2 separate regions of the Homo sapiens genome follow, and region 1 is linked to region 2. A link is a contact called in ENCODE Hi-C or POLR2A ChIA-PET data. All regions are on one chromosome and are shown on one strand. The core of a region is the stretch at or near the end of the contact, and the rest is flanking DNA. Distances in the headings are between cores, read along the strand shown. Region 1 overlaps MAGI1 (membrane associated guanylate kinase, WW and PDZ domain containing 1). Region 2 overlaps MAGI1 (membrane associated guanylate kinase, WW and PDZ domain containing 1).

Region 1 (6,303 bases), core at 984-3,483, 48 kb after region 2:
CCTTTGCTAGATGTGTCTTAGTAAAATCAGCTATAGTCATTACTTCTATGGCACCATTAATTCATGGGCATAGTTTCTGTTCTTATACACAAGAATGTCAAAGATCCATACAACTGTTTATCACAAAAACAGTCTTGGGTATCAAACGTATAGGTTCAAAGAGCTCCTTTCTGTTAATAAAGCCCATGTGAAACTGTTTTGCCACAAGCTTTTAGAGAATCTAGACTCAGGGTTGGTAGTTCCAGTGGACACACCAGGGGCCACCTCACAAATTGCCTCTTCTGGCCACAGTTAAACTGAAGAGGCAGTGAGGCTCTAGTCTCCCCTGGGGGTGGTTTCATATCAAACACACATGCCCATGCTTTTGCTCAGCAAGGATCGGGAGAGGAGCCTCAAGTCTAATCATAGGAACAGACCGATTTAAGAGCCATAATTGAGTAAAAAGAATAACGGACCGATTCCACGTCTCTCTAGCACAAACACAACAAATCCAAACACCAAACCTCAAGCATCTTTTTAAACACAGAAATACAACTTGAAATATACAGCCTAAGAAAGAAACTACATGGGGAAGCAAATGGGTAAGCTTCCGTTTTTAACTCTCTGGGGTGGGTAGGGTGGGTAGGGTGGGGGTGGGGAGTTAGGAGTATCCTCATCAAGAATCCTTTCCCTCTGCCCCATCCCCTTTCCCAAAGCCAAAAGAGGAAAGGCATTGAGAGACAGGGGCAGACTGCTTCTGTTTGCTCAGTTGAGAAATGGAGGAATCGAGTCTCTGTTGATACCATTAAACTGCTAAAGCTTTCAACAGCACTAAAATTCATTGGCAAGTGATGAGCTGCGCCTTGTCGACGAGTTTCAGTGCAAGTTAAATCACGAAAAGAATCCAACTTCATATCTAATTAATACAGGCTTCCAAGTGATCAAAAAACAACAGTTTTTCAGAAAGTATGAGCCTTATAGATGATAAAAGACAAGCTTTTCTCAACTAAGAAATGCATTTATTTTCCCAGAACCCCAAAGACAGTATGTCATTCCGTGGGTTACCATGTGCATATGGAATTTTTATGTTTTCAATATAAAAGTCACAATGCCCTCATGCAAAAGCTTCCCGTTTTACTGAAACCCCCAACAAATGTGTCCGAATCTTTTGAAAGCACTGAATACTCATTCAAGAGGAGTAGTAAAACAAACAACACTATAAACCAGCAAGGGTTATTTGGCTAGCACACACTCATAAGTAGTCTCCTAATTGATTCTCAGTTGACAGGGTGTTGAGCATGGTAAACTCTGGGAAAGAGAAAAGGGCCCAACATACCTAATCCTTAAAAATAAGCCATACATACCCTCAAATAATTTAGTTCAGGCACAAATCCACTCCCTTTGTGTGTGAGACAAAGTCTATATACCAACACTGTGGACAAGACAGCTTCCTTGTACACTCCATTGCCCCCTGGTACCCAGGTCAGTTAGACTTAGGACTTAGGAAGAGGAAGGGAGGCATAGCCTTCCTGAATCTTCAAAAATCCCCCAGCCTTCCGGGTTTGGCCCATTCACTTACAGAACCAGACAGGGAGAAAAGCCTTTTAGCTCCCAAGCACTCAGCAAGCCAGACTCTGGATTCTGTTTTCTGATGCCCACAGACATACATCTCTTACCTAGATAACACAGTGCTCTAACATACAAATGTTAATTTCCAGGAAGCAAACTTAAAAAGCCTTCCGCATGTACATTCTTCCTTTTAGAAATAGGAAAACGGACAGAGGAGAATCGCAGCCCTTCCGTTTCTAATTTTCCCCGAGAGCTTACAAAGCCCTCCAAAGTGCAAAGGCATTTGCCCACCGCGCTGCCCGGGGAAGCAGCTCTCCCTCTCCCCTGCCTTCCCCAGCCTGGGCGCCGGAACAATGCAGCAACATACATTTACCAACACCTGCTGGAGCCTATTAATATGCACGGGGACGTACTGATTTTTCCCCCCTCCCTTCCCCTGCCCTCCACACTGAGCAGGCTTTCATCTCCTCCTTTACCATCCATCAGGAACTCATTTCGCCGGCCCCCTCCCCCTCCCACCCCCAGTCCCCATTCAGCCGAGCCCCTCGCTCCAAAAGCCCGGGCTGACGAGCACACTTTGGAATGCACTTCATTAAAATTTAGCTGCCCGATTCCAACCTGCAATGCGGAGGAGGCAATACAAAGCGCGCGCCACACTTCCTCCAGCATCCCCTTCAAAAGCCCCATTGTTCGCCAGGCATCTGCTCCAGAGCCCGGCCTCTCCCTATCCACTGACCTCTGATTTTTTTTTCTCCCCCCTCCCCCTTCCTCCCAGCCTGGCCAAACGGGCCTGCCTGGTGAATTAAAACGCAGCCGCAGCCATCTGGCCCTCCCAAGCTGGCCGGGTTTCTCCCCGCCCCTCCTCCCTGGTCCACACACCACACACGGCATCTTCACCTCCATGGATATTCCCACAACCCAAGCTCAAACCTCCGGTGGCAGGGAGCCTCTGCCGCCGCCTGCCTGTCCCCAGGCTTCCTCCGGCAGCGGAGCGTTCGAATCCAGAGGTGGGCAGGGGGCGGTGGAGGGGTGGCGAGAGGAGATCATGGACCACTTGTACTTGCCTGCAAACCCCAGCCCAATCGCCAAGATTAATCCTTCCCTTTGTGAGCCTGAAACCGCCTCCCACCACGCTGGTCCTTGGCTCTGCAGCGGCTGTAAAGAGAGGCGGGGGTGGGGGGGGGGTGGGACCGAACCCCTTCCTGGGAGAGCTGGGGGCGCCTCGGCCACCTGACCACAGAGCGGTTTTTCGAGGGAAGAGGTGCTGGCAGCAGGAGCAGCTGATGGTGCGAGAAGGGAGAGAAGATGCCCAGGCTTGCGCCTTTTATATTACTGGCGACATTTCTAACACATGACAACAATTTCCATCTGTATTTAAGCCGGGAGTGTGAAAAAAGAGCATTACATCACAGAGCCCGGGCTCCTAGAGGCTGCCGGATATCTAGGCCGGGGGGATTAGGGGGCTGCACCTGCGGAGGGGGCGGGGACTGAGCGAGCCTCTCCCTGCTGGGGCGTGTCAGGTCCCCATCACCCGCATGGCCCTGTGGGAGCCCCTGGACATGGAAAGGCGGGAAATAGGGTTGCCCCATTTGCGACATGCTGGAGGCTGAGTGCATGAGTGGGTGGGTGAGGGCGAGGGAAGGGGCGTGACTCCCTTTCTTGGTTAGGGATACAACCCTGACTTCCCAAGAGCAAGGGACAGAAGTCCCTTCTGATGAAACTGACTTCTGCCTTTCTGCCTCTTCCCCAACTTTGGAAGGAATTCCAATAGATAATAACTCTTATGTTTGAAATAATTGTCTTCCTTTGGAGTTAAAATAAAGACGATGGAGTGGCTTAGAAAATGAATTTGAAGGATCCACTTTCAAGGAATTGACACTTCAAGAATCAAAGGTACAATCTGACTCAGAATCAAGCTGCTTCTCTACTGCTCACCTCTATGTCATTAAAACTCACTGTTTTTAAGGAGTGATAGGATAGTGGATAGGGGGAGGCTGGCCTCTGGTGCAGATGGTTGGCAAAGCTGCCTCTTTAAAAGATTCTCTAAGAGCCGGCGGTATCACCTCCACCCTGTTTCTTTTGAGGGATCCTTCCTCTTCATCCACCTTAGTGAGAAAACTTTATTGAGAGACCTCTAGCTTTGGAAAGGTAAGTTTTCTCTATTTTCAAATGGTCAGTCATTGCTGAAGCTACACCTTGTAGCAAGAGAGTGAATGCCTCCAGACTGTCAAAGAAAGGACGCTATCCACTGCCTTCCTTCTCATAATCCAGGTGCTACAGAGTCACGTGCAAGCATCCTCCAAGAATTCATTACTACAACTTGGACAGGAGGAGATAAAGGGGCTGCAAGATGTTCTGAGAGGAAGAATGCCAAGAAAATAGGGCAAGAGGGGAAAGGAAGCAAGGGCATACCTCTTTCTGGGGTATGTTGGGGGAGGCAATGCAGAAGCTAGATTACAAATGGGTGGATCATAGGATGGCAAAGCAGGCTTTACGGGTGCGGGAGAAAGGTGAGAGGGCAGTGGGCCATTTAGATAACAAGGCAGCACAGATCTTTCCTTCGAATGCAGTATCGGCTGGATTTCATAGCAGATGAGAAAATAAATGTTGTTCCTTCATATTTGCTACTCAGTAAACCTAGGCATGTCCATCTGAAAAATCCAGGGTGTGGAAGGACAGCATGTCTAAGGCCCCTTTTCCTTCTAGTCACTCACTGTGGTCAAAAGACTCAATACTGGAGTCAGACTCACTAGGTTCCAACTCCATCTTTCCATTTTCCAGCTGTGTGACTGTAGATAATTACTTGCCTGTTTCCCCTGGTGTACAAAATGGAACAAAAACTCTCTACTTGTTATACAGATCACACATACAAAGTGCTTGGTACAGTTCACCATACATAACAGGTGCTCACTAAATGTCACCTATCACTACTGCTACTATTATGATTGTTTCTATATAAAACATCTCAACCAAATGAAAGTGTTCATCTTCTACTACTGAGGGGACCTGCAAAATGGAACAGCTCCCAGGGCTTCAATTAGTGAAATGCAAACACCAGAACCCTAGACATCCTGGACCTGCCAGAAAAAAGCGAGTAAGATGTCTCGGAAGAAACACAGATTCGCTGGCTTCATTCTTGATTCACATCTACTTGCAGGAAGGTGAAAGGCCTTAAGAGTTACATGCAAAGTATTTGCTTACCTATTTTGTTTGAGAGAAACAATAAACTTAAGGGAATACTTTATCAACCATGTACATAATACATACGAGCATTTACATCACTTTTCCTCTCAATCATTATTTTTAAAAATGGAAAAAGAAAAGCAGATACTACATAAAACTTTCAAAAGCCTTTTGCCACAAGCTAATGCTGAAAAATGGAATTTGTATTTTATTAGTTTTCCACAAGAAAATGATTGTACAGTACAAATTAAATTGCTCTTTTGCAAGGAATCTGCATAGAGACTTCCCTGAAGGGAACAAAAATACAAAAGGCATTCTTTTTATGAGAGAAAGAAGGGAACTTTTATTCAATAAGTATTCAAGGATGTAGCTTTCCAGTCTTCAATAGGGAAAGAAAAATAGCCGTCATTTTGGTTAGGAAATATCCCTAATAATAACAAATTATTTTCAATCAGAGCTCCAAAGACCAGGTTTCTCTATGTGCAAGAGAAGCACAGGAAAAAGAGTCCATGAAAATCTACTTGGTTTTTCTCAGAGGTGTAGTATCTTGACACACTCAATCTCAAAAACCAAGGCTCTCCCAGCTTGTGTGGTCTCCAGCAGAAGCCAGGAGAGATGCTTAGTTGCATTTCTTTTAAAGTCTCTTTTGTCGCACACACAAAATTAAAACCAGTAGGTCCTGGGCTAGCCAGCTTCATGGGCGCCTGGCTTATAGAGCCAAGGGCAAGCTATGGCTGCAGTGCCTTGAGAGCACAGTTTAGAGAGGCAGTGAAATGTAGACACTTCTTTACTGGCAATTTTTGAGAAATAACTGTGAGAAAAAGGCCAAGAGTTTCTCTCACTGAACACATTGAAAGTAATTAGAGAAATGTTTAGGAATCACAATAAATGCTGTGGAAAAGTGACCACTTGCGAGGCAGTAGAACATACTGGTTATGAGAGTGGGATCTGGGGCTAGACCAGTTCAAAACCCCACCTCTGGCTTTCTCAGTGTGAACCACTGGGCAAACTTGACCTTACAATGACTCTACTTTTTCACCTGTAAAATGAGAGTAAAAGGAGTTCCTGCCTCATGGAACTGTGATGAAGACTAACTGGGTGAATAGAGGGCATGGTACTTAGATCTGAGTTCCCGGCACAGAGAAAGTGCTGACTAAGTATTATTACTGGCACATCAACACGCTAACTCTTAGGTGTGGATTCCCTCTAAATGCTTGCTCTGCATATGTTTTTCCACAAATATTTATTGAGCACATACCAAGCATATAGCTCTGTTGGATATAATAAAGAGGCAGAATATATCCATGGGGTCAGAAAGGGGTTTTATAGTTTGTTTGTTTTTTTAATAGAAATGTCCTTTGGATAAAATATGAACTCACATAACACAGGCCACATTCACTGACTAAAATGTAGTAAGAACAGCCATTAACAGTCAAAGGGAAAGCAAAAATTCATAATAAAATCTGCAGGATGTACCCATATGCCCACACAGAAGGAAATTATAGCCTTAAATGCATTTATTAGAGAATAAGAGAGACAGAAATTAATTATGCTTTCTATGCATGATGCTGT
Region 2 (6,892 bases), core at 612-3,111:
AAAAGCAGGAGCTCTGGAGGGCTACTGCCTAGATTCAAATCCGAGCACAGTCACATGGTAGCTGTGTGCACTGGACAAATCCCACTTCTGTTTATCTGTTTAGTGGGAATGATATTCTTGGTGGCTGAGTGTATTGAAGAGGAATATATATATGAAGAGCTGATAGCAGTGTTTGCCCTATGTTTAGGTACTCCATACAGCTTGCAACTATGGTTATTTGCCCATATTCACTCCATAACAGAATTACAATCAGGTATGTTCTATCCCAGACTCAGGGCAGAGCCTGGAGTTCAAACATACCACATGTTGAGAAAAAAGGTCAACTATGAAGTTCATTGGGAGCTTAGAACAATGAAGAAAAGTTAAGAACAATGTTCAAATGAGGAGTAAATGAAGTAATTGAGGAACTCCAAAACTACCATCCCAGAGCTCCTCAAGCAAAGGTCTCCAATAACCTCCTGCAACCCTGCGGCAATAACCAGCAATAACCAGCTCTGCAGACTGGAACCCATTCAGTCTGATGTGAATACGCTTTGCTCTGGAGGAAGAAGCTCTGCTCATGGCAGACAGGCCTGATTGCCAGAAGTTACATTTCCTGTGAGTGAGCAGGGAAGCCACAGAAACTAGAGCCATGGGGTATTGGGGGCATCCCAGGTGAAATGAGGCTCTCACCACCTCAGAGGAGCCTTCCGCCCACAGATGAAGCATCCCAATGAGGGACAAGAGGGGCAGTTGGCACACAGCTCGCAAGAAGGCCTAGGCACCCTACCATCCCCTCTCCCTGCACTGGGGACCACCAGAGGCTCAGGGCCAGGGGAGAAAAGTGGCTCTACAATAAGGCTCTGCACAAAAGGGCCTCCCTTTTCAACTCCTCTCCATTTGCTCCAGCTGAGCCCAGCTTTATGCAAACAACACTCTTTTTTTTTTTTTTTTTTTTTTTTTTTTTGAGACGGAGTCTCTCCCTCTCGCCCAGGCTGGAGTGCAGTGGCGCGATCTCAGCTCACTGCAACCTCTGCCTCCCAGGTTCAAGCTATTCTCCTGCCTCAGCCTCCCTAGCAGCTGGGACGGCAGGCATGCGCCACCACGCCGGGCTAATTTTCGTATTTTGAATAGAGAGGGGGTTTCATCATGTTGGCCAGGCTAGTCTCGAACTCATGACCTCAAGTAATCCACCCAACTCGGTCTCCCAAAGTACTGGGATTACAGGTGTAAGCCACCGCTCCCGGCTGCAAACAACACTCTTAAGCTCAAAATGCAGGCTACTGGAGGGGTGGGGTGAGCCAACAGTTCATTAAGTGGCAGCAGGCCAGGGAAGCGGGGTCGGCGGGAACGGGAGGCAGCAAGGGGGAAGGGAACCTGGCTCTCAACCCACTGGAGCCAAAGTAAACTGTACTTCAAGGGACCCTGGCCCTAGGCGGAACGAGCCTGCGGCTGATGGGCCGCCCGCGTCTCCTTGCACCTGCCCTGGCGCCGCAGCCAAGGCGGCCCCTGCTCGGGCCCTGCGCTCCGGGGCGCGGGCCGAGATGCTCGCCCAAGAAACATGGCTGGCTGGAGCCTCCGGGCGCGGGAGGGACGCGACCGCCAGCCTGGGGAGGCGGGAAGGGGGAACTTGAACGCCCGGGCGGGCGGCAAGTGCAGCGCGTTCCAGCCGCTCCCCGGCGCGGCCACTTCCTCGCCTTCTCCTTCCTTCCCTTTCCTCCCTCTTTCCGTCTTCCCTCTTCCTCATTCCCGCCCAGTCTCCTTCCTCCCTTCCTAACCCCCTCCCCTCCCCTCTTCCTGCTGTCACTTCCAAACCCAAGGACAAAACCGTTACCTGCGGGCCCCGGAGCGGCCCCGGAGTTCGCCTCGGTCACTGCCGGAGCCCAGGCGCGCGCTCGGTGGCCGCCCGCCTCATCCCCGCGCGTCTGAGCGGCCCGGCGGCAGCTGCTCCTTTTATGGGGCTCGCAGGCAGTAGGCTCGGCCAGGGTGTCCCCAGCCCGCTCGGGCGGCAGCGGCGTCAATGCGCGCTATTCACACTCCGGGCTGCGGCTGGTACCCCTCTACACGCCCCCCGGGAGTGCGCGACTGCCTGCCCGCCCCCATCCTCAGGGCCTTGGACGGGGGTAGGGGTGGGAGACAAATATGGCTTTCAGGGCACCCACTAGGGGAAGGGAGTCACATGGTTCTGGCCCTGGGTAGCCAGGGTAAGAGGGGCCCACCAAGAGCTGCTAGCACCTTGAAATGAATAGGGAGGTGCCGGTCAAACACGGGAGTGTGGGGTTGACTTCGAAATACAGCAGGAAGAGAGCTGAACCTTTCATTATCATCATCACCACTATTTTACTTATGATTATCATTAAATAGCATCTGCCATTTTATTAAGTGATTACTATGAGCCAAAAAATTCTCTTCTGGTACAGAACATTTTAAAAGCCTGTGTGTTCTGGGTCCACCACCTGGCACTTTGGTTAATACAGACAGAATCACATCTTCCCTCTTCTCAGTGGAAACCTCTGCTGGCCCCATTCCATAGAAGAAAAGCTACCCACATTAGCTCTGCATTCAAGGGCCCTTAAGTTTCTATCCTGGTCCTACTCTTTAGCCTCAAATCTGATGCATCTCACCCTCAAGAGACCCCAGGAGGGGGTTAAGTATTTGTCTTTTTATTAAAGATCAGAAAGACAAAGCTCGGAGAGGTTAAGTAATTGCCAAAGGTCACTCAGCTAAGAAATGCTGGAGCAATGCCCCAGGTCAGTCCAAGTTCAAAGTCCTGGATCTTGGTCTCTCCATGCTACTGTTTTTAGTAAACTTCTAAGGCCAAGAGGGCATCACACCCTTTTGAGTTCTGGATGATATCTCACCTCTTCACTGGCAAGAATAAAACTTGAAAGAAATTGGACTCTCTAGGCCAAGAAGAAAATCCCAGAGAGCCCTGTTTGAACCTGTCACCTCCGGGCAGCTCTTCCTTTTATTCATATACAACTTTAGTTTTAGTTTCAGGTGGACCACAGCAATAGTGATGGGAAACAATCAATTTGACTAAACTGGGATTGGCCCCCAGCATGCTCACATCACTGCCTGGAATGGCAAGAAGAACTGGAATTCCCAAGGCTAAGCACCATAGCTCATGCTTACAATCCCAGCAATTTGGGAGGCCAAGACAGGAGGATCACTTGAGCCCCGAAGTTTGTGACCAGCTTTGACAACAGAGGGAGACCCCATGTCCACAAAAAAAAAAAATACAAAAATTATCTGGGTGTGGGGGCATGCACCTGTAGTCCCAGCTACTTGGGAGGCTGAGGTGAGAGGATTGCATGGGCCTAGGAGTCTGAGGCTGCATGAGCTGTGACTGTGCCACTACACTCCAGCCTGGGCAACAGAGACCCTGTCTTAAAAAGAAACGGAATTCCCAGTGATAGGTTTGGTTCTGTGTCCCCACCCAAATCTCATCTGGAATTGTAATCCCCATGTGTCCAGGGAGAGACCTGTAATCCCCATGTGTGGAGGGAGACAGGTAACTGGATCATGGGGGCGATTTCTGCCATGCTGTTCTCATGATGGTGAGTTCTCAGGAGATCTAAGAGTTTTATAAGGGGCTCTTCTCCCTTCGCTTGCTTCTCTTTCCTGCTGACTTGTTAAGGTGCCTGCTTCCCCTTCTGCCGTGATTCTAAGTTTCCTGAGGACTCCCCAGCCATGAGGAACTGTGAGTCAATTAAACCACTTTCCTTTTTTATTTTTATTTTTTGAGACGGAGTCTCACACGGTCACCCAGGCTGGAGTGCAGTCGCATGATCTTGGCTCACTGTAGCCTCTGCCTCCTTGGTTCAAGCGATTCTCACGCCTCAGCTCCCCGAGTGGCTGGGATTACAGGCACGCACCACCGCGCGCGGCTAATTTTCTGTGTTTTTAGTAGAGACAGGGTTTCACTGTGTTAGCCAGGATGGTCTCGATTTCCTGACCTCGTGATCCGCCCGCCTCGGCCTCCCAAAGTGCTGGGATTACAGGCGTGAGCCACCACGCCCGGCCCACTTTCCTTTATAAATTACCCAGTCTCAGGGAAGTTTATAGCAGTGTGAAAATGGACTAACACACCCAAGAAGAAAGCCAAAAGCAATTATTTGTTACACTTCACATAATACTAGAATGATTTTTCCATGTGACTTACAGAAGCAGAAGACTATACAATCCACACTAAGCATCTGAAACAGACCTTCCTTCACAAGTGTGGAAATGCATAAATGCATTAGCTAAGAGAGTAACATCACATTTACTCCTGTCTCTTTTTAAAGCAGACAAAGAGGAGCAATTTGACATGAGAGGTTCACCAAAGCAAAGCTGGTACAATTTCCCTGTGTGGGGCTCATCAGAGGACTAGATAAGCCTGATGCTGATAAGAGGCAGAAAAGGAATGTGTAAGTTGCTAACTCCAAAGTGGGGGAGGCAGTGAGATATTCCTGTCAGAGTGAAAGTGATTTTCAATTTCAAATAATTATATTAGGTCATTCATTGTTTGGAATGGAGTGTCTGTAGTACACGGCATTCCTGCTGAGAGGGTTCTCAAAGGCTGAGGGTTAGGAGGCAGAAAGCCTGTAATTAGAAGCCCTGAAGCACCCACCCTCTCTGATGAAGAGGATTGGAGTACAGCCTGTCCAGGTAATAGGGCTCAGCTCAGGAGTGTGTATAGGGGTGTGTGTGTGTGTGTGTGTGTGTGTGTGTCCCCATTCCAATTTCCCAACATGAACATCTAATTATGCCAAATCTTATAAGCTTCAGGGGAGTGGGAAAATGAGAATTAAAAGCAAACAGTGATTTAGAGAAAAAAGGTATTTGAACCCATTTCCAAAAGAAGCTTCCGTTTAATACAGGGGTAAAAGAGTGGCTTATCCTTTGAAGCAGCCAGCAAAATTCCTAACCACTCTTGGATTCTGAGCTACACAACTTGCTAGTTTCATTTGCACTCATGATAGATTTTCTTAGAAGCCCTCTCAAGACTATGGGTAAATGCAACTGGGGACAAGAAAATGAGGGCTTGGTGGTGATGTCACCATTCTTTTGTCTGTCTCCACTCATATAGATGAAAATGGGCCTCCTTTGAGCAAATCTAGCTTTTCTTGGGGCCCTGATCCTATGAATTACTTACTTCGGGAAGGGCCTGTGAAAACTGAAATTTGCATCTGCCTACAGAGGGAAGTTTAGGAAATCTAACTTAATTCATTCCACAGCCACTCTTGACATGACATATGAACCTTCAACCAGATGCATGTGTTATGCCTTGGTTTAATTATGAGATGAATTAATAGGTTTTGTGTAATATCCTGATTAACTTATGTCTCCTGTTCACAGATGGTAAACGTAAAATTTCTCCAGGAGAGGGAATTATATCCTCCTGCAACTTGAGGTTTTTGCTGATCTGTTCAGCGTGGTAATACATCTAAGGGATGTTTAGTCCCCACTTCAAACATAAATAGCTATTCCTGATACTCAGATGAAAAAGAAAAAAAGATGCCTTAATTATAACTTCACTCAACTGCATTAATACCATTCTATTTAAAATAACAATACTGAGTTGTTGGTTTTTTTTTTTGAGCCCCTGAAGATGGATGGAAAAATTAAGTCTGATTTAATCTATCAGCTATGCACGGTATAACAATATTAAGTCATACATTTGGAGTGTAAGTAGCTAGAGGTAGTTTCTACATCAAACTCACTTGGCCACCCAGAACTTATATTCTCTGTGGTAGGTATGAGCCTTGTCCTACATTTTGGTCATGTTCATTTATTTTTTAAGTGTAAACAGTATTGCCCTAACATTAAACAGAATGAATTCAGTTTGGCTTTGAAAAAAAAATTTTTTTAATATAACATCCCGTCTCCTTTATTCAGTCAACACATTTTTTAAAGCACTTCATATGTGCTGCATTGTTCTAGACAATGGAGATGTAACAGTGAACAGACACGGTGATGAGATACCTGTGCCTGACCAGAATCCTGACATCAATGTCGCAAGTGTATATAGAGTGCACTATAATTATCAGCCCTAATAACAGCGGTGCAAGGGGACATATTAAGACAAATGAATAAATAAGAGTCCAAAAGTTTTTCCCTGGTTTTAGGATATGCTATATATTTTTTCCATGGACTTTCTATTTGTTTTTTAATGTGAGTAAGGTTACAAATGGACAGCAATGAACTATGTTTAGACCTTGGACTCTGCAGTCTGTCTGTCCTGAGTGGGTATCCCCATGATCCATACTCACTTGGGCTAATTCTCAGTTTCGCTAATTCTCATTATCTCTATTACAAAATACAAATGAAGAAACTGAGAATACTTTCCTCGAGGTAATGTTATAAAATTAAATGAGACAATATAGGCAAATCATTTGGACTACAGTAGTGTTGCTCACCCTTTTCTTCGTTATTGCTCTAAGCAATGAGCTTTTTTAGATTTTTTTCTCCTAATCAACCCCTGCTTTCCAGTGAAATTGTAATACCACAGATATACTGTATATCTGTTTAGGTATTGTAGGTAGATCTGTACTTTCTACATAAAAAGGGTAAGTTTTGTTTCACTCCCCAAGAACCAGTATTCACCTCCCTTAGGAGAGACATCACTTCCCTTTGAGAAGGCATGGTCAAGAGTCACTTTGGCACTATGTGATATAGAGTCATGCAGTGCTTGCTAAATATTAGCAAATATAACAGTAATAATCATCAAAATAAACATATGATTCTATATCCCTAGACTAGAGAAGATTTGAGTAAAGTCTGACAAAAGATGACAAGAGGCACATCAGCTCTGACACCCAGGAAACCAAAGCCTGAATCCAACAATAAAAAGTCTGTTGGAGGCTGGGGTTGAGCATAAACCAAGAAGACCTTCTTACTTTCTTACCGATGGGAAAAAGAGAGACGC

What was found. A loop is a pair of places that touch in the nucleus more often than their neighbours do. ChIA-PET counts read pairs that join two places held with the same protein, here RNA polymerase II (POLR2A). Pooled maps may share reads with other maps.
Region 1: a loop to region 2 is called in a pooled map, with 2.2 times the contacts of the local background. The contact joins two enhancer-like sites. A Hi-C loop is called at or near these places in 1 of 50 pooled maps. POLR2A ChIA-PET finds 5 or more read pairs at or near these places in 6 of 52 experiments (BJ, H1, HCT116 and 1 more).

The regions. Positions count from the first base shown.
Region 1 is chr3:65,595,203-65,601,505 of GRCh38, forward strand. The region is part of intron 2 of MAGI1 (membrane associated guanylate kinase, WW and PDZ domain containing 1); the gene reads right to left. Among named protein-coding and RNA genes, the nearest start is that of MAGI1-AS1, 300 kb to the right of the region's middle. RefSeq lists an enhancer at 2,752-3,303. Within about 2 kb of position 2,234, at least 3 of the 41 ENCODE cell types and tissues checked have a DNase peak (open chromatin) inside an H3K27ac peak, as active enhancers do.
Region 2 is chr3:65,547,595-65,554,486 of GRCh38, forward strand. The region is part of intron 2 of MAGI1 (membrane associated guanylate kinase, WW and PDZ domain containing 1); the gene reads right to left. Among named protein-coding and RNA genes, the nearest start is that of MAGI1-AS1, 340 kb to the right of the region's middle. Within about 2 kb of position 1,862, at least 5 of the 41 ENCODE cell types and tissues checked have a DNase peak (open chromatin) inside an H3K27ac peak, as active enhancers do.